Regions from separate parts of the Homo sapiens genome. Here region 1 is linked to region 2. A link is an interaction called in ENCODE POLR2A ChIA-PET data of the cell type or tissue named here. Cell type or tissue: Caco-2. All regions are shown on one strand. Each heading gives the region's core, and the rest is flanking DNA. Links, peaks and the distances in the headings are about the cores only.

The links. ChIA-PET counts read pairs that join two places held together with the same protein. Peaks named below come from ENCODE experiments on the same cell type or tissue, not always from the same donor. Only the 100,000 strongest peaks of a DNase experiment are listed, where the experiment ranks them.
Region 1: POLR2A ChIA-PET joins it to region 2 with 10 read pairs; 2 of 35 experiments call an interaction of 5 or more read pairs at or near these places.

What each region holds. Positions count from the first base shown.
Region 1 is chr17:35,125,193-35,135,486 of GRCh38, reverse strand. FNDC8 (fibronectin type III domain containing 8) reads right to left here. Exons shown (of 4, transcript NM_017559.4): 2 at 8,070-8,445; 3 at 5,829-6,065; 4 at 4,755-5,205. The coding sequence ends at 5,053. It overlaps NLE1 (notchless homolog 1), which reads left to right. Exons shown (of 13, transcript NM_018096.5): 10 at 36-238; 11 at 1,989-2,148; 12 at 2,246-2,316; 13 at 3,038-6,757. The coding sequence ends at 3,050. Among named protein-coding and RNA genes, the nearest start is that of FNDC8, 8.7 kb to the right of the region's middle. In Caco-2, for the core only: no CTCF peak of the experiment used is centred there; a DNase peak (open chromatin) is centred at 6,142.
Region 2 is chr17:35,037,217-35,047,510 of GRCh38, reverse strand. All of the region lies in intron 1 of RFFL (ring finger and FYVE like domain containing E3 ubiquitin protein ligase), which reads left to right. The region is part of intron 5 of RAD51L3-RFFL (RAD51L3-RFFL readthrough); the gene reads left to right. Among named protein-coding and RNA genes, the nearest start is that of RFFL, 21 kb to the left of the region's middle. RefSeq lists enhancers at 458-587, 728-827, 888-937. In Caco-2, for the core only: no CTCF peak of the experiment used is centred there; no DNase peak of the experiment used is centred there.

The DNA of each region.
Region 1 (10,294 bases), core at 1,607-9,606, 88 kb before region 2:
CACACCCAACACAGTGTGCTTTCTGCCTCCCCTAGGGCCAGGGTCCAGAGAGGCTGGTGTCTGGCTCCGACGACTTCACCTTATTCCTGTGGTCCCCAGCAGAGGACAAAAAGCCTCTCACTCGGATGACAGGACACCAAGCTCTCATCAACCAGGTGCTCTTCTCTCCTGACTCCCGCATCGTGGCTAGTGCCTCCTTTGACAAGTCCATCAAGCTGTGGGATGGCAGGACGGGCAAGTGAGTAGGGGTGGGTACTGCTTCTCTGTAAGGAGTGAATGGTGGGAGGGGCTTGGCACTGCCACTTACTAGCTGTATGGCCTTGGCAGGTGTTTGGATTTTCTAAGCCACTGTTTCCTCTTTGGTAATATGCAGACCCCCTACCTCTCAGCTTTGTTACAAGGTGTTTGTTTGTTTGTTTGTTTTTAGAGATGACTTTCACTCTGTCACCTGGTGTTCAAGTGGCTCGAGTGCAGCGGCACGATCTTGGCTCATTACAACCTCTGCTTCCTGGGTTCAAGTGATTCTCCTGCCTCAGCCTCCCAGGTAGCTGGGATTACAGGCCTCCGCCACCGTGCCTGGCTAATTTTTGTATTTTTAGTTGAGACGGGGTTTCACCATGTTGACTAGGCTGGTCTTGAACTCCTGAGCTCAAGTGATCCAACTGCCTCGGCCTCCCAAAGTGCTGGGATTACAGGTGTGAGCCGCCATGCCCAGCCTAGTTACACGGATTTAATGAGACAGTATGTTTAGGACCCGCACTAAGTGGTCACTAAAAATGCTAGTTCAGGCTGGGCGTGGTGGCTCATGCCCATAATCCCAGGAGTTTGGGAGGCCAAGGCAGGCAGATCACCTGAGTTCAGGAGTTCGAGACTAGCCTGGCCAACATGGCAAAACCCTGTCTCTACTAAAAATACAAAAATTAGCCAGGCATAGTGGCACGTGCCTATAATCCCAGTTACCCCGGAGGCTGAGGCAGGAGAATCATTTGAACTTGGGAGGCAAAGGTTGCAGTGAGTCGAGTTCACACCACTGTACTCCAGCCTGGGCAACAGAGTGATACTGTGTCTCAAAAAAAAAAAAATGCTAGTTTATGTCTTAGGAGAGAAGTGATCTTAGAGCTAGCTGCTGAAGAGGTAGGGCTGTAGCCCTGGAGAAGGTGAAGTGGTGGTAGGTAGGCTTGTGGTACAATTGTTACTTGGCCCTCCTCAAAGTGTGGGCCACAGACCAGCGGCATCAGCATCACCTGGGAGCTTGATAGAAATGCAGAGTCCTGGCCCCAACTCAGACCTTGTGGATCTGATTCTTCATTTTAACAAAGTTACCAGGTGACTCTGCTACCCACTCAAGTATGGGAACCCTTGGTGTGATGAGGCACAGTGCTCTTGGGGTTAATCGGATTAGAGGAGAGGCAAAGGCACAGGCAAGGGGGAGAAAAAGAGCCAGGGAAACCTTGTTAGGGCTGAAGGGGGGACCTCTGCGTTAGTGACGTCACTGTGTTTTCACACAGCAACCCTTTAAGATAGGTAATTGGGTTCCTTTTTAAAATAAGGAAAATGAGTCTCAGAGAGGCCTGATGGTTTGTCCAAAGAGAAACAGCTAGACTGTGTTGACGTGAAAGTTCAGTGGGCCCACTGTTACTCCATGCCACCTGTCAGCAGGCACTTGCTGTTTGGGGGGATGACAGGCAGATGGGCTAAGCAGATGGCCACGTTGGAGTCTAAGGCATGCAAAGTTGTGCAGGTATGGAGGGCAAGCAAGAGGCATGCTAGAAGCTACTCATTTGGAGAAGTTTTACAAATTGTAATGACTGGTAATGATTAAAAATGGTCTGGGATGGGGACCAGGCAGTGTGATTTTGTAAAGGTTCCCAGGTATTTCTAACAGACAGCCGAGGTTGAGAACCACTGCCATGAGCGTAGGGGACCCTTCAGACGTGTTGAAAGATGTAACTCAGACTAAAATCCATCATCGTCTTCTCCTGGACCAGGTACCTGGCTTCCCTACGCGGCCACGTGGCTGCCGTGTACCAGATTGCGTGGTCAGCTGACAGTCGGCTCCTGGTCAGCGGCAGCAGTGACAGCACACTGAAGGTGTGGGATGTGAAGGCCCAGAAGCTGGCCATGGACCTGCCCGGCCACGCGGATGAGGTAGGGCCAACCCTCAGGCAAAGGAGGGACTGGGATTGGAGCCTGGCTGGCTGTCTCCCTCTCACCACCCCACCTGCCTTCCTCTGCCTCCCTTTAGGTATATGCTGTTGACTGGAGTCCAGATGGCCAGAGAGTGGCAAGTGGTGGGAAGGACAAATGCCTCCGGATGTGAGTGTGGGGGAAGTGGTGGTTGGCATACACAGCCCTCCTACCCCTAAGGTCCTTCTGTGCACACTTTCCCTTACAGCATAGAATTCCGCAGGGCCGTCCAGGTGCTCAGACTGTCTTGAGGAGGCGTGTGGAGCCAGATTCTCAGTGGGCAAGTGGGAGGGCCACAAGTGGGAGGGCCACCGGAACAACAGAGGCCACAGGACACCTCGTAGAGGGCGCGTCCAGGTCTTTCTGTCAGTGGGCAAGTGGGAGGGCCACCGGAACAACAGGGGCCACAGGACACCTTGTAGAGGGCGCATCCAGGTCTTTCTGTCACTAGACTTCAGAGTCGCAAGACCTGAGTTCAAATCCTGGTTCTGCCATGGAGTAATCACAGAGAACTTGGTTAATCAGTCTCTTGGGAATTATCAAACCTTCACAGACAGGATCAAAAATAGGAGGGTCAACACTCTGGAAGACAAAGTGTTGTGTGCTTATAAGGGATTGTGACTGTTTGCTGGTGGGCATCCCGAGGGCCAGGCCCTGGGTGGAGGTCCTGGTGGCAGCAGGCAGTGAGTGGGCAGCCTGAGTTTGGGTGGGCAGAGCAGGGACGGTCACCTGGCTCTTGGTGACTCTGAGGGTGGACCACAGGCCGTCCGTCTGTTGACACTGGGATTATATGACGGCCTCCCTTTCCTAAGGTGGAATCCCCATCCTGACACCCTTCCCTTCTCCACAGATGGAGGAGATGAGACGGCCCGAAGTTCTCTCTGACCCCCACCTCGACTCGGCCTCTGCCAGCTGCCTTCCCTGCCAGAGAACAAAGGCTGAGATGGCAGTGCACACACCCTCCCCACCAGTGGGGACCTGAGAATGCGTGTGGCCTGCTGTCCTCGATAGACCGGAATGGGGTTTTCCCACAGATCCCCGCCTGTGGCACACCCCAGAGCCAGAAATCGAAGGTCACAGGAAGTTGTCACTGAACTTGGCCCGTGTCTGCTACTCTGTACCTTGCTGGTACAGACAGGGGTGGTGGGCAGCCAGGCTCTATGAGTGGGCCCCTAGTGTCAGCTCTGTACAGGGTCAGATCCCAGGTTCTATGACCAAATAAGTAACTTAAGTTTTGTGTGTTGGGTTCTAATTCCTTGTCCTAGAATCCCCATGACTCAATCAAGGACTGTGCTAAATGAGATTGTCCAGCCCCCGCCCTTGCACTGGACTACGCCAAAACCACACTGACCAGGCACTTGCCTTCCCTCTCTTCCCCCGTGTTGGTAAGAGAGAGGCCAGTTGTGATAGTGGCCAAGGAGAATCTAGGGCTGTATTGTTGTCCACTGCAGTAGGCACCGGCCACATGTGACTGCTGGCATGAAATAGAAGTGCAGTTCCTCCATCGCACTGGGTAAGGCCTCCAGTATTGGACAGCACACAGAAAGGTTTTCATCATCAAGAGAGTTCTGCTGGTCAGCCCTGCTCCAGGGGATGCCTCTGCCTTCGCATAGCACACTGCTTGAGGCCCTGCCAGGCACCAAGCACTGCCCTGGGCCCATGGGATAGAGCGGGGAAGGTGATGGCTCTTCCAGAGGATTCCCTCAGATGGGGAGGCAGCAGTATGAGCTCTGAGCAGAAGTGGGTATTGTTGATACAGAGGAAGTTCTTTGCCACGAGAACTTTCAAGCAGTGAAAGGAATTCCCATCAGGACTCAGACCCCAGGCCGAGATCTTGCCCTGAATGTACCCTGCCTCTGCTTTCTCCTGCATCCCATGCTAAGCAGGGTCATGGTCTGAACTACTCAGATTGGATTTCCAAACCATCCTTGTATAAACTGCTCAGAACTAGCATCTTGCTCCTTCTTACCCTCCTCCACCCTTGTCTGTGCTTTTGGGTTTTGCGCGTCACCTAGCTGTGGTGCTTGGCCTCCACCTTGCACATATCTGCAGTGAGGCTACATAAGAAGCGAACAAAACTATCAGCCACTGAGCTCCTTGGTGCCAGCTGTTTGTCTGCTGTGCTCTCAGACTGCACCAGGCCTGGAAGGTTCTCAAGCTCCAAAACTTTTGATGAGGAAACAACATAAGAAATGATTAGCCCATGCCCTCACATCTAGTAAGAGAAAGCTGGGATTAAACCAGGCCCTGCCCCAAAGCTTATTGTGCACTTTGTACCACATCCCTCCGTCCAGAGCTCAAGCTAGTTTGACAGTTCATGGGCCACCACGTCTGTCCATGACAGCTATTTCTGTATTTTTCTGGTGTAAGAGCCTTTTAGTCTTAGAGCACCAGTCTCCCTGTTCCCCTACCCCGCCCCACTGGGGAAGGGGTGATGGCAGCATCCTATTGCCTAGCTGCCTGTTTTCTATCTCCCCACCCATGTAGACTCTGTCCTGGTGGAAGCTAGGAGGTGGGTGCCAGCCAGCCCATCTGAGGCTGTCTGCAGCATAAAGCAGACTTTAGGGTGCTGGATGACCTGCAGTTCTTTAATGAGGGACCTAGACCCAGCCCAGATTTGGAGGAGGAGGGAGTCTAGCAGCTGTGGGCAGTGGCTGAGCCTGGCATGGCCTGGCCTGAGATGCCTCCAGGTGAATGGGGCCCCTATGTAGCCTTGGCCCCAGCCCAGGGGTGGGGTGCCCATACCACTCTGCCAGACCCCGGGCCCGCAGGGTGCTGGTGGTATGGTAGGTCTCATGGCTCTGGTTTCTGAGGGCCTGGGGTTGAAGCTGAAAGTAGGTGAGGGGTGTCCTGGGGCCCTCCCCCTTAACAGGGAAATAGGTATTCCAGATCCTCCAGCCTCCGCATCTCCTCCGGCCCGATGGACACGATCTTTTGCCGGGGTTCCTTGCGCCGCACGGTGATCTGGATGGGGTAGTTCTCAGGAAAGCTGCTGAAGTCAGTGGCCAGGGTTGCAAACTGAAGTGAAACAAGAAAACCCTTCAGAGTTCCTTCCCAGATCTGAACCTGGCTCTCTCTCTGTCTCTATCACCCCTTTTTTTTCTGTCTGCTGACTCAGACCTTAAACAGCCTTATCCAACCTAGCCATTGACGCAGGAAACAGGTGCAAAGATGCATGACTCAAGCCTGTACCTCCTCATTATGGGATATTTCCAACCAAAGGGCTGTCTGTACTCAGGCCTCTATACCCCCATACCCCTACCCCATACCCAGGCTGTTCCCTTCTTCGTCCCCCTTTAGCCTCTTGTCTTCCCTATTTCTTTCAATGCCCTTGACTTCCCAGCCTACTCACAATCATGGGCACTGAATTGCAGAGTCTAAAAACCAATGGCTTTGGAAGGGGAACATTATAGTGATGTTGAAAAATACATTCGTTTGCATTCCTAGTGGGCCCCAGAGTGGCTTAATCCTTAAACCTCCCAGAAGCATGCATTCTGGAATTGATGCTTCTTGACCCAGGCAGAAGGAAAGCTAGCCAGATGAGTCATGTGGGCATAGGGGTGTTCCCAACCTCCAAAGCCCTGGTTCCCTGGCTTTGGACTTCTCTCCACCCCCAAGGCCCCTCTTTTCCCAGGGCTCACTTTGTAGGGCTTGCACCACTTCCCCACCCCAGCTGTGTTGGCTGCACGGACACTGAGGCAGTAACACGTGTTAGGCTTTAGCTCCATCAGCTTGACAGTAGTGCCCAAAATCTTGTTGAAGATCCATGGACGATTCTTTGCCTCGGGCAACTCATTCTCCTGTGTCTTGGCCACCTCCTGTAACAGGAGCTGGTAGAAACTGACCGGCTGCTTGCCCAAGGCGTAGGTCCAGGAAATCTAGGGGAAGAGAGAGCCCCGAGGCTTCCTCAGATATGTCCTGTCCTTCCTGTCCCTTCACCCTCCCAACTGGGGTCAGGACGTCCCATGCCCATCCCCTGCTCCTGCTGGGGCCCAGGCAGGTCAGATGGAAGGTGCAAGGTACTGCAGCACTGAGTGTGGAACCCCTGCCCCGAAGCATGTACTACTCTCCTGGGCAGCCCCACCCACTTTAGGGTACACCCTCATTCCATATTTCTTATACGCCAGGGGTCCTCAACCCTTGGGCCACCAACTGATAGCAGTCCATGGCCTGTTAGGAACTGGATAGCACAGCAGGAGGAGATTGGTGGGCGAGCAAGCGAAGCTTCATCTGTATTTACAGCTGCTCCCCACGGCTCAGGGTACCACCTGAGCTCTGCCTCCTGTCAGATCAGCAGAGGCATTAGATTCCCATAGGCACGTGAACCCTATTGTGAATTGTATGGGAGGGATCTAAGTTGAATGCTCCTTATGAGAATCTAATGCCTGATGATCTGTCATTGTCTCCCATCACCCCCAAATGGGACCCTCTCGTTGCAGGAAAACAAGCTCAGGGCTCCCACAGTTTCTACATTATGGTGAGTTGTATAATTATTTCATTATATATTACAATGTAATAATAATAGAAATAAAGTACACAATAAATGTAATATGCTTGACTCATCCTGAAACCATCCCCCCAACCGGATCCATGGAAAAATTATCTTCCATGAAACCAGTCCCTGGTGCCAAAAAGGTTGGTTCTAGACTCTGTCTAGACTCTGTTAGCTGAGAGGGACCTTAGAGATCATCTTATCGACTAGGTCCAGAGAGGGCAAGTGACTGGTCCATCATCATACGGCAATTAAGTGACAGCCAGTGTTCAAACCCATAGCTCCAGAGCCCATACACTTTGTACTACAATGGTTGCCAAGCCTGGCTAAGCATCTCAGGGAGATTTTGTAACTGCAGATTTCTGGGCCTGCTGCCTCCTGTCTGGTTTCTCCTCCATCTAGGCCAGTGTTTGTCAAACTTGGTGTGCATTAGAATACCCTGGAGGACTTATTAAAAGATAGATTACTGGGCTCCGCCCCAACAGTTTCTGACTCAGGAGGCCCAAATGTGGTGGAGGGAGATGAGAATTTAAATTTGTAACAATTTGCTGAGTGATGCTGACATTGTCCATCTGGAGAGCACTTTGAGAAACACTGCTCTGGGCCATCCAACAGTGGAATTCCAGGCATCCTCCCAAGATACAGCTCGAATTGCTTTCATCATCTGATGTGAAGCTTTTTACAAAGCTGTTCCCTATTACTTACAGAAAAGTCTATAAAGTAGTCTAACACTGGAGGACTCTGGAAGATGATCCCAGACTAACATTCCCCATCCTGTCCCCTGTCTTCACTTCCCATAGTGTAGGACGGTGTTGTTCGACGTGTAGCCCGCGGACGGGGAGCCACAGCATCCTCTGGGAATCTGTTACTAATGCAAATTATCAGGCTTCACCCTAGACCCTCTAGGGAGGAGGCCCAGCAATTCTGAGTAGCCTCACTCGATCCCAGGTCCTCATCCAGGGCTTCTCACGCTTTCATGTTCCTACAGATCACCTACCATCTTGTTCAAATTGAGATTTCCTCCCTCACTTTCCTGTGAGCTTTTGCTAGGGTCCGCCCCTCCAGGGAATGCCTCCCTCCTCCACCTCTAGATGTTTACATGCTACCTCTACATCCCAGCTCAGATGTTACCAAAAGCCACCAAGCTTATTCCCGCATCTGGAAATATCTTTCCCTCTGAATTCCTGGTGGCACTTGCTCTGAACTTTTCCTACAGCACTGAACCCTTTCTGTCTTGCACTGGAGTTTTTACAGACACATCCTCTCCCTTCCTAAACCGTGAACTTGAGGTCGACATGCAGGTGGCAGGCACCTTCTCACTACCCATGGAGCTCAGCTCAGTGCCTGGCACAATAAGCCTCTGCTGAACGCATGAGCAAGGGAAACGCACCACAGCTGTGGAATTGTTGACGGTGTGCTCAAAGATGAAGGGGGTGTCCGGCAGGTCCACAACCACAGAAGATTCTGAGTGCGTTGAGGAGGTTTCTGTCTCCAGCTCAGGGTTGTCAAGGTCCAGCAGGCCCCTTGTGGCCATCTGGGACTTCGATGGGCATGGGCAGGGGCCGAGCGCCAGGTCCTCATTTTCTGCATTCTTGGCCATTGGGGAGAAGCTGAGTTTGTTCAGCTCCCCCTCCAGCATCCCTGCAAAGAAGCTGCTGTTGGGCTGGGTCACAGCTAATTTGATGGGGTTCAGCAAGGTGGATGAGAAGGCAGAGATGCTGGTCTCATCAGAGCTGCAGTCTGAATCCTCTACTGGCAGCGGCTTCCTGGAGCAAAAGGGGAGACAGGTGAATCAGATGAAGGAGGCCACCCCAGCCCGTTCCACCTGAGGGCAGGCCTTGGGCCTGACTTACCAGCATCCCCAGCCATTTGCAAACAGCTTGGAACAGCCTCATTGCTCTATAGCATTGCATTAGACTCACCAGGGCACTTACTAAAAATGCAGACTTTTAGTCCCTGGTCCCCAGTTAGCATGGGACTAGAGAATCCGCATCTTTAATAAGATCCTGGCTGGGCGCAGTGGCTCACGCCTATAATCCCAGCACTTTGGGAGGCCGAGGCAGGCAGATTCAAGGTCAGGAGTTACAGACCAGCCTGGCCAACATGGTGAAACCCTGTCTCCACTAAAAACACAAAAATTGGCTGAGTGCGGTGGTTGGCACCTGTAATCCTAGCTACTTGGTAGGCTGAGGCAGGAGAATTGCTTGAACCCAGGGGGCAGAAGTTGCAGTGAGCCGAGATCACACCACTGCACTCCAGCCTGGGTGACAGAGTGAAACTCTATCTCAAAAAAAAAAAAAAAAAAAAAAAGCTTAGAAAATCCTGATGCAAGTGTTCTGCAAACCACAATTTAAAAAACATGCTAAAATGGCAAGTCCTCCCTCCAAAGTGGGGTGCAAATGCCCCAGGGAATAACCACAAAGATCTACTGGGGTATGGAAGTAATACATTCAATTTCACTAATGTTTATTTACTATTGTTTAAATTTTAATGGAATTACTAATATTTACTTACATTTTAGTGGCATTTAATAATACCTATTAATATCTAGCACGTAAAATTAACAGAAATACAAATACATATATGGGCCAGGCGCGGTGGCTCACACCTGTAATCTCAGCACTTTGGGAGGCCAAGGTGGGTGTATTACCTGACGTCAGGAGTTCAAGACCAGCCTGGCCAACATAGCGAAACCTTGACTCTACTAAAAATACAAAAAATTAGCTGGGCATGGTGGCGGTTGCCTGTAATTCCAGCTACTTGGAAGGCTGAGGTGGGAGGATCGCTTGAGCCTGGTAGGTGGAGGTTGCAGTGAGCCGAGATCCTGCCACTGCACTCCAGCCTGGGCAACAGAGTGAGACCCTGTCTCAAAAATAAAATAAAACAAATATACATATGTTGGTGTGGATGCTCAAAAACTTATTTCTTCCACTCTGAATTTTTTAAAATTATGAAGTATTTTAGACTTATACAAAAATATCAAGAATATTATATTAAACCTCCATTTACTCCTCATCTACCTTTAGAAATAAAATCTTATCACTATGGGTAAAGCCCCCCAGACACTTCTGTCTCCCACCAAAGTCCCCATCCTTCGACCGACAAGTAATGAGTACAGTAAAGTTTAAATTGTGTATTTATTACTCAATGTGTGTCTTTATAGGTTTCTTACATATTTATGTTATCCCTAGGCAAGATCTATTATTTTTCACGTTTGTAGATGTTGTACAAATAAAAGATATTATTCAGCACATACCCATCTGCAACATGCTTTTTTCACTCAACTTTGTGTTGACATTCATCTATCTTGATACATGTAGCTCTGGTTCAGTCGTTTTTACTGTTTTATGATTTTCCATTACATGGATATTTGTTTTTGTTTTTGTTTTTTGAGACAGGGTCTCCCTCTGCTGCCCAGGCTGGAGTGCAGTGGCACAAACTCCCAGGCTCAAGCCATCCGTCCACCTCCACCTCCTGAGTAGCTGGGACTACAGGTGCACATCACCATGTCTAGCTAATTTTTGTGTTTTTCTGTAGATGCAGGGTTTTGCCATGTTGCCCAGGCTGACTTCGAACTCCTGGGCTCAAGTGATCCTCCCAAAGTGCTTGGATTAT
Region 2 (10,294 bases), core at 1,618-9,617:
CTTTAAATTATTTACAGCCAATTTCTGTTGAACATCCATTATTTGCTGGGCTCTGGGTTAAATGCTTTGACATGCGTTATTTTAATCCTTTCAATTATCTTTTCAATGTAGCAGGTTTTAATTAAAGGAGTTAAATAACACCAGAATTCATTCTATACCATGGTACATTTGGCTGCAGTAATTTTCGTGCAGTCCACTTTGGAAAGGTAAATTGCATAATTTTGAGCCTAGATAGAATTCCTGTCTGGAAATGCCTTCTTTTCCCGGTGCATTGGAGTGCCAGAAACCCCTTCACCTAGTCCCTGCCTTCATTTAAAAAAAAATCCTGGTTACCCATTAGTCAGTCATTGTGATAATATCTTGTGAAAGCAGCTTCTTCAGTAGAAGGTCCAGAAGAGCTTATCTGGTAAATCCTCTTTCCTGCACCAGAGTAGTAGGGGGATCAGAGTCTCTTTATTCTTGATGAGCTTTGTCATCAGTTTCGATGGAAGAAGGATCCTGCTGTAATTAAACTGCAGGTCCATTTATTCTGTTTTCAGCGTTGTTAGAAGACTTTACTCTGAATTGCTTTGTTTCCTGATTGACTCACCCTTTGGGGCAGAATGCCTGGGTTGAAATGAAAGCGTAGGTTTCTCTGCTGCGGTGTTCAATCTGTCATCTCTCCTAAACTCCACACTAAGAAGCAGCCATTTAATTGGTCAGACCCCAGGGGTGATATTTTGGCACAGCTCCATTGGTTAGAATTACTTTTCCCTGAACTTCATAGCAGATGCTGAGGTCCCTCTGCAGATATTTGTCATAGAATAGTTGAAACCAGGGAGTTTCTGAGAACATTTATAACTTGTGATTATTATGTATGTCTTTCAGTTGTTAACAGTTACCGCTTAAGAAAAAGAGCTCACTTATTGCTAGTGGGAAGTGAAATCTCTCTCCTTTCCCCCTTATTCATATTATTATTTTAACAGTTTATGCTCCAAGACCCTCTGCTCTCTGGTTCCTGTATCATTTTGTTATGTTTCTCCTTCCACCTTGCTTGGGCTGTGCAAGTCGGGAAGAACAGGCAAAGGTACACCCAGACCTGGGTGTGTCTGGTAGAGGTCGGTTTCTTTGATTTCTAGCATGTCTTTATTTTACATCTGCATTTGTTGTTTTCATGTTTATTTGTATTTGCAGTTCCCATTGCAGCACCATTCCAATCCAAAACAACAGTGAAGGCATTGAAGCCTTCTGTGTCTTTTTAGGAAGAGATGGAAGTGACCGTCTTGTTCCTCTTCCAGGCTCTCCTTTTCTGGTTTTGTCCTTCTGTAATAACAATTTAAACCATTTTTCTTTTCTTTTGTTTTTCAAGTAATCTTAGCAGACAAAGAAATTCTCTTCAGTCTTTCGTTCAAGGTATTGCTGTGGTTATGTGTGTTTAAAATCCTTAATTTACTGATCATCCCGGAATCATAATTGTGCAGTTTCTGTCCTTTTTTTTTTTTTTTTTGAGACAGAGTCTCACTCTGTCAGCCAGGGTGGAGTGCAGTGTGCAATCTTGGCTCACCGCAACCTCCGCCTCCCAGGTTCAAGCGATACTCCTGCCTCAGCCTCCCGAGTAGCTGGGACTATGGGCATATACACCACCACGCCCAGCTAATTTTTTTATTTGTAGTACAGATGGGGTTTTGCCATGTTGGCCAGGCTGGTCTCAAACTCCTGACCTCAGGTGATCCGCCGGCTTCAGCCTCCCAAAGTGCTGCGATTACAGGCGTGAGCCACTGTGCCTCGCCAATTGTGCAATTTTAAGCATGAATTTCTGTCCTTTTTTTTTAAAAAGCGCTCTATTGCTGTTATCATTAGTTAATAATTCAACAAATATGTGTTGATTACCTGGCATTAAGGCTGAGAATAAAGCTGTGAAATAGACCTACTCTTGTTTCCTGTTTCACTTTCCACACCCTAAATATGGAAGAAAAATACTTTAAAAAGAATTATATAGGCCGGGCATGGTGGCTCATGCCTGTAATCCTAGAACTTTGGGAGGCTGAGGCGGGCAAATCACTTGAGGTCAGGAGTTCAAGACCAGCCTGGCCAACATAGTAAAACCCCATCTCTACTAAAAATACAAAAAATTAGCCAGGCATGGTGGCACGTGCCTGTAATCCCAGCTACTCAGGAGGCTGAAGCATGAGAATTGCTTGAACCTGGGAGGTGGAGGTTGCAGTGATCTGAGATCATGCTACTGCACTCTAGCCTGGACGACAGAGTGAGACTCTGTCTCAAAAAAAGAAAAAAAAAAGAATTATACAAACTGTTAGCCAGTTGATTAGATACAGTACTGCTAGAATGCTCTTTCCCCCAGAATGTAATCATTATGAGATTCAAGGACCTTGCCTGTTGTTGTTCCTCTTACGTTCTCCAGAGGTACAGGAGATTCATGCTAAATAGTCTGATAAATCAATTATGGTTATAAGGAAGTGTATAAGATTCTATGAGGCCAGGCATGGTGGCTCACACCTGTAATTCCAATCCTTTGGGAAGTTGAGGTGGGAGGATCACTTGAGCCTGGGAGATCGAGGCTGCAGTGAGCTGTGATCGCACCACTGTACTCCAGCCTGGGTGACAGAGTGAGACCCTGTCTCAAAAAAAAAAAAATGTTATGAGAGCACAGACAGGATCAGGAAAGGTTTCCCTGAGGAAATAAATGATATGTAAGGGAGGTGAGGTGGCAACAGTGCTCCAGGCTGAGAGAATAGCTGAATAGCTTGAGGGAGGGAGATTCCTAAAGCCAAAATAACCTTGGTGTTTGAAGAACTGAAAGAATAGGATAGAGTAAGGAGTAAGGCCCTGAGCACTAAGGATTTGCTTTCATTATTATTTACTAGTTACCCAGTGACAACACTTACTTTATTTTTTTTGAGATGGAGTCTCGCTCTGTCTCCCAGGCTGGACTGCAGTGGTGCAGTGTCGAGTCACTGCAACCTCCACCTCCCAGATAAGCGATTCTCCTGCCTCAGCCTCCGTGCAGCTGGGATTACAGGCACCTGTCACCATGCCTGGCTAATTTTTGTATTTTTAGTAGAGACAAGGTTTCACTGGGATTACAGGCGTGAGCCTGCCGCGCCTGGCTGACAACACTTATTAAAAGGAGGGTAGACCAGGTGCGCTGGCTCATTGCCTGTAATCCCAGCACTTTGGGAGGCCCAGGTAGGATTGCTTGAGGCTAGGAGTTCAAAGACCAGTCTGGGTAACATAGACCCTGTCTCTACAAAAAAAATAAAAATAAAAAATTAGCTGGGCAAGGTGGTGGGTATTTGCAGTTCTAGCTACTCAGGATGCTGAGGTGGGACGATCGCTCAAGGCTACAGTTTGCTATGATGGTGCCAATGCACTCCAGGCTGGGTGACAGAGACTTGTCTCAATAAATGAATCAATGAAATAGAGCATTAGTTGCAGTTGAGACAATTAAGTCAGAAAAATCTCAACTGGAGCAAAAGTAAGAAGAGAAACTGAAATACACCTTAAATATCAGTTAAAGGCTTTATCTTTAGAAGGTTGGGGGTCTGTATCACTGGTACCCTGAACTTGTAGAAACTAGAAATGCAGATGACTTATGGGATGTATAAATTAAAGTTCTGTAGTCCCAGGAATGGTTTTTCTATGTATTATACTTTTTACAAGGTGCTTAAGGTACTTTTTATTGAATCCTACAAAAATCAGACCATTTTAATTCTGATTTTTGTAGGATTATTGTGTTAAATAAGACAACAGATGCAAACATAACAACTAACTTGGCACATTTTAGGTGTTTTGTAATGTTTTTACTTTGTAATCTTCTGAGAAAGGACTTCAGGAACCCCAAGTTCTGAATAACTCCCCCAATTTTCCCCGTGTCTGCCATCTGAAATAATAGCACAGAAGATTATGTCATGTCTAAAGTTTTGATCCTTTACATTAAAGTATAACTTGGGGACTGGAGGAGAGAAGAGGCTCTAGTCCTTGTGTCTTTGATGTTACTGACATCTCTGTGTGAAAGGAGGCTCTGGAAGCTGGTTTGGAGAGAGGCAAACATTTAATCCTCATGAGCCCATGCCTTATTATAATGACGGCTATTTACTGAATGTCTAACACTGCCCTCTGCTCTTGATGTAAGATTGAAAAGTCCAGTGAAGTTATGATCCCCCTTTATACTGAGCACCACCTCTATGTCCAGCCTGTGAGGTGTAGGGAATGTATTCCTGTTACTCTGAAGCTCCTAGTGGCAGCTTACTCAAGCTCATTCATTTATTCAGTGTTAGAGCCAGGATTTAAGGTCAGGTCTGACTGATTTTAAAGCCAAAGTAAAACATACTTGGGAACAGCTTTTTTTCCCCCCACCTTTCTCTCCAACTGTTCTGTCTTCTTAAACTTTAGACCTAAAATAAAATTCTTACCTAGGAAATATGCATTTATCTGTTACCCATATCCAAAGGACTGCCTTGGAGGATAGAAAATGTCTATTAGTATTAAAAGCTTTGGAAATGTTTTCCTCCCCTGAGTTCTGGCCTGTGAAATATTCCTTGTTTATGTCCAGCCCATGCACCACTTCAGCAGGGCTCTTTATCCTAATTCAGGCCTTGGATTCTAAAGTTCTACCATATACATGTCTTCTCTATGACTTAGGTATTCTGAATTCTTTTTTCTTTTCTTTTTTTTTTTTTTTTTTTTTGAGATGGAGTCTCATTCTGTCGCCAGGCTGGAGTGCAGTGATGTGATCTCAGCTCACTGCAACCTCTGCCTCCTGGGTTCAAGCAATTATCCTGCCTTAGCCTCCTGAGTAGCTGGGACTACAGGTGCATGCCACTACGCCCAGCTAATTTTTTGTATTTTTAGCAGAGATGGGGTTTCACCATGTTGGCTGGGCTGGTCTCGAACTCCTGGGCGCTCAGGTGATCCGCCTGCCTTGGCCTCCCAAAGTGCTGGGATTACAGGTGTGAGCCACTGCGCCCGGCCACCGAATTATTTATTCTAAAATAAATATCTCAGAAATAGTATCACAGAGAACATGCTTCATTGTCCCACCCCCAGCATATGAGACCAGTTAGTAGTATGGTTTACTCAGCAGGCTGCTTACTTACAAATGCAACAGTTGTCCTATTTTATGCTCATTGTGTTGTCACCAGCATTTTAAATCTTTACAAGTCAGGGTGGGTACCTCAGGCAGGTTTGCTGGAAAATTCCAGTAAACAGTTTCAAAGGAGTTCAAGTTGCTTGCCAGACTAACTTACTTTTAAAAGTAAGCAGCCTTCCAAGTTAAGAGATGATTTTAAATTTCAGGTGAGTTCTCAGGACATTGTGATTTTTTAATTATGCTGTTGGTATAAATCAGCTGTGTCAGGGCCTGTCCCACCAAGAGCGTTGGGTGGTAAGAAACCCAAGCTTTGGGTGACCAGAGAGAGGAGAGAGACCTTGGGCTTTCCAGCCAGTAATGCCTATGAAACATGTAGGTCATTGGCATTTTATTTTATTTATTTTTTTGAGATGGAGTCTCGCTCTGTGGCCCAGGCTGGAGTGCAGTGGTGTGATCTTGGCTCACTGCAACCTCTGCCTCCCGGGTTCAAGCGATACTTCTCCCTTAGCCTCCTGAGTAGCTGGGACTACAGGCATGTGCCACCACACCACTAATTTTTGTGTTTTTAGTAGAGACGGGGTTTCACCATGTTGTCTAGGCTGGTCTTGAACTCCTGACCTCAACTGATCCGCCTGCCTTGGCCTCCCAGAGTGCTGGGATTGTAGGAGTGAGCCACCATGCCCAGCCATCATTTTAGAATTATAATTTTTAGCTGGATGCGGTAAAAAAAATCCTTTCTCAGCCTTCAGGTCTCATCTCAAGTATCACCGACATGAGGAGTCCTCCCCCATTTACACACACCAGCTCGGTGTGAAGAACCGAAAGGTCACACTACCTTTCGGTTCTTCACACACCAGCCCACTATGGCTTGAAGTTAACGAGTGAGAAAAGTAGCACGGCATGAATTGGAGAAGTGGTCAGGGTCTTTAACCATGTAAGAAGTGATTATTTTTATTCTAAAATGCAATAGGAGTCCATTAAAGAACTTTTTTTTGAAGAGTTTTTAAACATTTTTATGTACAAAGAGTTAACATGATTTCTTTCATTGGGTGGATGCCTTGGATAATCCATCCAAGGAAGATCACTTCTAGGAACAAGCAACATTAAAGAGCTTTAAGTGTGTGTGTTGAGGGGAGGAGGGCAGTGGGTGATGCCTTGTGGAGAAATAGGTGGATAGAGGCAAGAATTAAAGCTAGGAAACCCGTTAGGAGGCTGTTCTTTTACCCAAGAAGCCATTCTAGACTCTGGAAATTCGGTAGAGCACAAAGTCCCTGCCCTCATGGGGTTTCTATTCTAGTTAGGGAAAGCAGTTAATAAATAAGCAAATAATATCAGCTAATACCAAATGTTATGGTGAAATTAGAAAATGACATTAAAAGGCTGGTCGTGGTAGCTCACACCTGTAATCCCAGAGCTTTGGGAGCCTGACGCAGGAGGATCCTTAGAGCCCAGGAGTTCGAGATTACAGTGAGCTATGATCAAGCCACTGCACTCCAGCTTGGAGAGAGACCCTATCTCTCTCTCCCTCACACACACACACACACACACACACACACCAAAAAAAAAAAAAAAAAAAAAAAGACATTAAAGCTGATGTTTGGATGACAAGAAGGAGCTAAGCATAGGAAGTTCTAGGGAGACCAATCCAGGCAGAAGGAACAAACAACAAATCTAAAGGGCCTAAGGAGGGAAATGTGATTAATATATGAAAGATGATGTTTTAACCCACCAGCAGGAGCAGGGGAGATGAAGGTAGGAATTTATGCATCTTTGATTTAAGAAAAGTATTTTTTATTTTTTTTTTACTTTTTTTTTTTTTGAGAGAGAGTCTCGCTCTGTCGCCCAGGTTGGAGTGCAGTGGCATGATCTCAGCTCACTGCAACCTCTGCCTTCCAGGTTCAAGTGATTCTCCTACCTCAGCCTCCCAAGTGGCTGGGACTATAGGTGCCTGCCACCATGCCTGGCTAATTTTTTATATTTTTAGTAGAGACGGGGTTTCACCATGTTGGCCAGGCTGGTCTTGAACTCCCGACCTCAAGTGATCTGCCCGCCTTGGCCTCCCAAAGTGCTGGGATTACAGGTGTGAGCCACCACACCCGGCCAAGAAAGGTATTTAAAGCAACCTGAGGTGTGGTTGGAGAGGGAGGCCTAAGACAGCCTGGACACTCACAACATTTAAGAACAGAGGGAGGGGTAAGAAGCAGCAAAAAGGCTTTGAGGTAGGAGGAAAGCCACGGGGGCAGAGTGCTAGAAGCTAAGAGATGTTTAGAGGGGGAGAGTCGCTTGTGTCCAGCATTGCTGAGAGATTAAGATGAGGATAGAGAAGTGTCAATTAGATCTGGCCACTTGGAATTCCTTGGTGACCTTGAAGAGATTAGGAATGGTGGTTGGCTCAAGCTAGATTGGAGAAGGTTTAAGAGTGAATTAGAGGTTAAGAAAGTGGAGTCGGCCAGATGCGGTGGCTCATGCCTGTAATCCCAGCACTTTGGGAGGCCGAGGTGGGCAGATCACCTGTGGTTGGGTGTTTGAGACCAGTCTGACCGACATGGAGAAGCCGTCTCTACTAAAAATACAAAATTAGCTGGGCATGGAGTTGTATGCCTGTAATCCCAGATACTCGGGAGGCTGAGGCAGGAGAATTGCTTGAACCCGGGAGGCAGAGGTTGCAGTGAACTGAGATCGTGCCATTGCACTCCAGCCTGGGCAACAAGAGTGAAATTCCGTTTCAAAAAAAAAAAGTGGAGTCAAATATTTGGAGAAATTTGATTTAGAGGAGATCACAGAAAAAGAGCTTTACTGGGGAGGGGGAGAATGTGGGGTCAAAATGGGGTTTTATTTTTTATTTTTTTGTTATTTTTTACAAATTACAAATATTTGACTAGGTGCTTTAAAAAATCTGTCATTGGCTGGGCGTTGTGGCTCATGCCTATAAGCCCAGCACTTTGGGAGGCCGAGGTGGGCGGATCATGACGTTAGGAGATCAAGACCATCCTGCCCAACATGGTGAAACGCCGTCTCTACTAAAAATACAAAAATTAGCTGGGTGTGATGGCACGTGCCTGTAATCCCAGCTACTCGGGAGGCTGAGGCGTGAGAATCGCTTGAACCCAGCAGGCGGAGGTTGCAGTGAGCCGAGGTTGCGCCACTGCACTCCAGCCTGGCGACAGAGCGAGACTGCGTCTCAAAAAAAAGAAAAGAAAAAAATCTGTCATATGGGCTGGGTGCAGGGGCCCATGTCTGTAATCCCAGCACTTTGGGAGGCTGAGGCGGGTGGATTGCTTGAGCCCAGGAGTTCGAGATCAGCCTGGGCAACTTGATGAAACCCCATCTAGACAAAAAAATACAAAAAATTAGGTGTGGTGGTGCGCGCCTGTAGTCCCAGCTACTCGGCATGCTGTGGCAGGAGGATCACGTAAGCCTGGGAGGTCCAGGTTACAGTGAGCCATGGTCGCAACACTGCACTCCAGCCTGAGCAACAGAGTGAGACACCCTATCTCAAAACAAAACACAACACTCATATAAACTTTTAATTCAAATGTAACTAGAGAAGTATATAAATTATAAGTGTACAGTTCGATGAATTTTTACAAAGTCAACATATCTACATAATCAGCATTCAGAGTAAGAAACAATGTTACCAGAAGCCCCTTGGGCTGCCTTCCATCTGTAATCCTACCTCACAGGATGACCACTATCCTGATTTTGAACACCATAGTTTGCCTGTTTTTGAATTTTATGTAAAACGAATCATTTCCCATGTATTCATTTATGCCTCCTGCTTTTGCTCAACATAAGATTCATCTGTACTATTGCATGTATCAGTTGTTTGTTTTTTCTCATTGTTCTGTGAACATATCATAATTCTACCGTTGATGGACACTTCAGTTGTTTCCAGCTTGAGGCTATTACAGTAGGGCTTCCATGGATATTCCTGTATACTGTTTGGGTGAATGTATTTCTGTTGGGTATATGCCTGGAAGCAGAATTGCAAAGCCATGGAAAGAGATGTGGGTGCGCGTGTATATGCACGCGCGCGCACACACACACAAAATTTCCAAATTGGAGTAATTTACACTTCCACCAGCAATATTAGAGTTCCAGTTGCTCTTTTTTCCTTTTTTTTTTTTTTTTTTTTGAGACAGTTTTGCTCTGTCATCCAGGCAGGAATGCAATGGTGCGATCTGGGTTCACTGCAACCTCTGCCTCCCAGGTTCAAGCGATTCTTCTGCCTCAGCCTCCTGAGTAGCTGGGATTATAGGCATGTGCCACCACGCCTGGCTAATTTTTTGTATTTTTAGTAGAGACGGGGTTTCACCATGTTGTCCAGGCTGGTCTCGAACTTCTGACCTCAGGTGATCCGTCCGACTTAGCCTCCCAAAGTGCTGGGATTACAGGTGTGAGCCACCATGCCCGTCTGCTCCAGTTGCTCTTTATCCTTATCAACATTTGCTAGTATCTCTTTTTCATTTTAGCTATTCCAGTGGTGGTAACACTTTGTGGTCATAATTTGTACTTCCATTATGACAAAGAAGAGTTTTTAACACCTGGGAGATTCTGGAGCATACCTGTATGATGATAGGAAAGTTCCTGTAGAGATGGAAAGCAAAAGCTCAGAGGGGATGGGCCACAGGGTAGACAGATTGATTTTTTAAATTAAATCAGGACTACATCTCAAGAGGGTACGCTTCAGGGTCTAAGTGACCAAGGTTCAAAGCTTGGCTTTGCTATCCTCTAGCTGTGACCTTTAACAAGTTACTTAACTTCTCTGAACCTTTTTTTCTCACCTGAAAATGGGAAGAACTAATCTACCTTGCCAGAATTGTGAGGATCACATGAGATAACACTAGGTAAAAGTACCTATCTCAGTGCCTGGCAAATAAGCATTCTTCCAGCAGAGAGTGGCTACTTTCTTCTTTACTTCTCAAAATATGTAATTACTTATGAATTATTTTAGAGAGGCTTAGCCTAAGCCCTGTTGATAGACTTTTCACAGAATTTCCTTTCAAAACCATTGCAATTGTCTTTAATTGCTTTTTAATGATAATACACAAGATGAAGCTAAGCCCATTCTGTACTAATGATTCATAATGTGGGATACTTTTCTTTATGCACTAACAACATAGATGCTTTTAACCATTCCAGAAATACGTTAGTGACAGTAGGCGTACCACCCTCAATAAACTGGACATGATTCTGTAAGGCTTG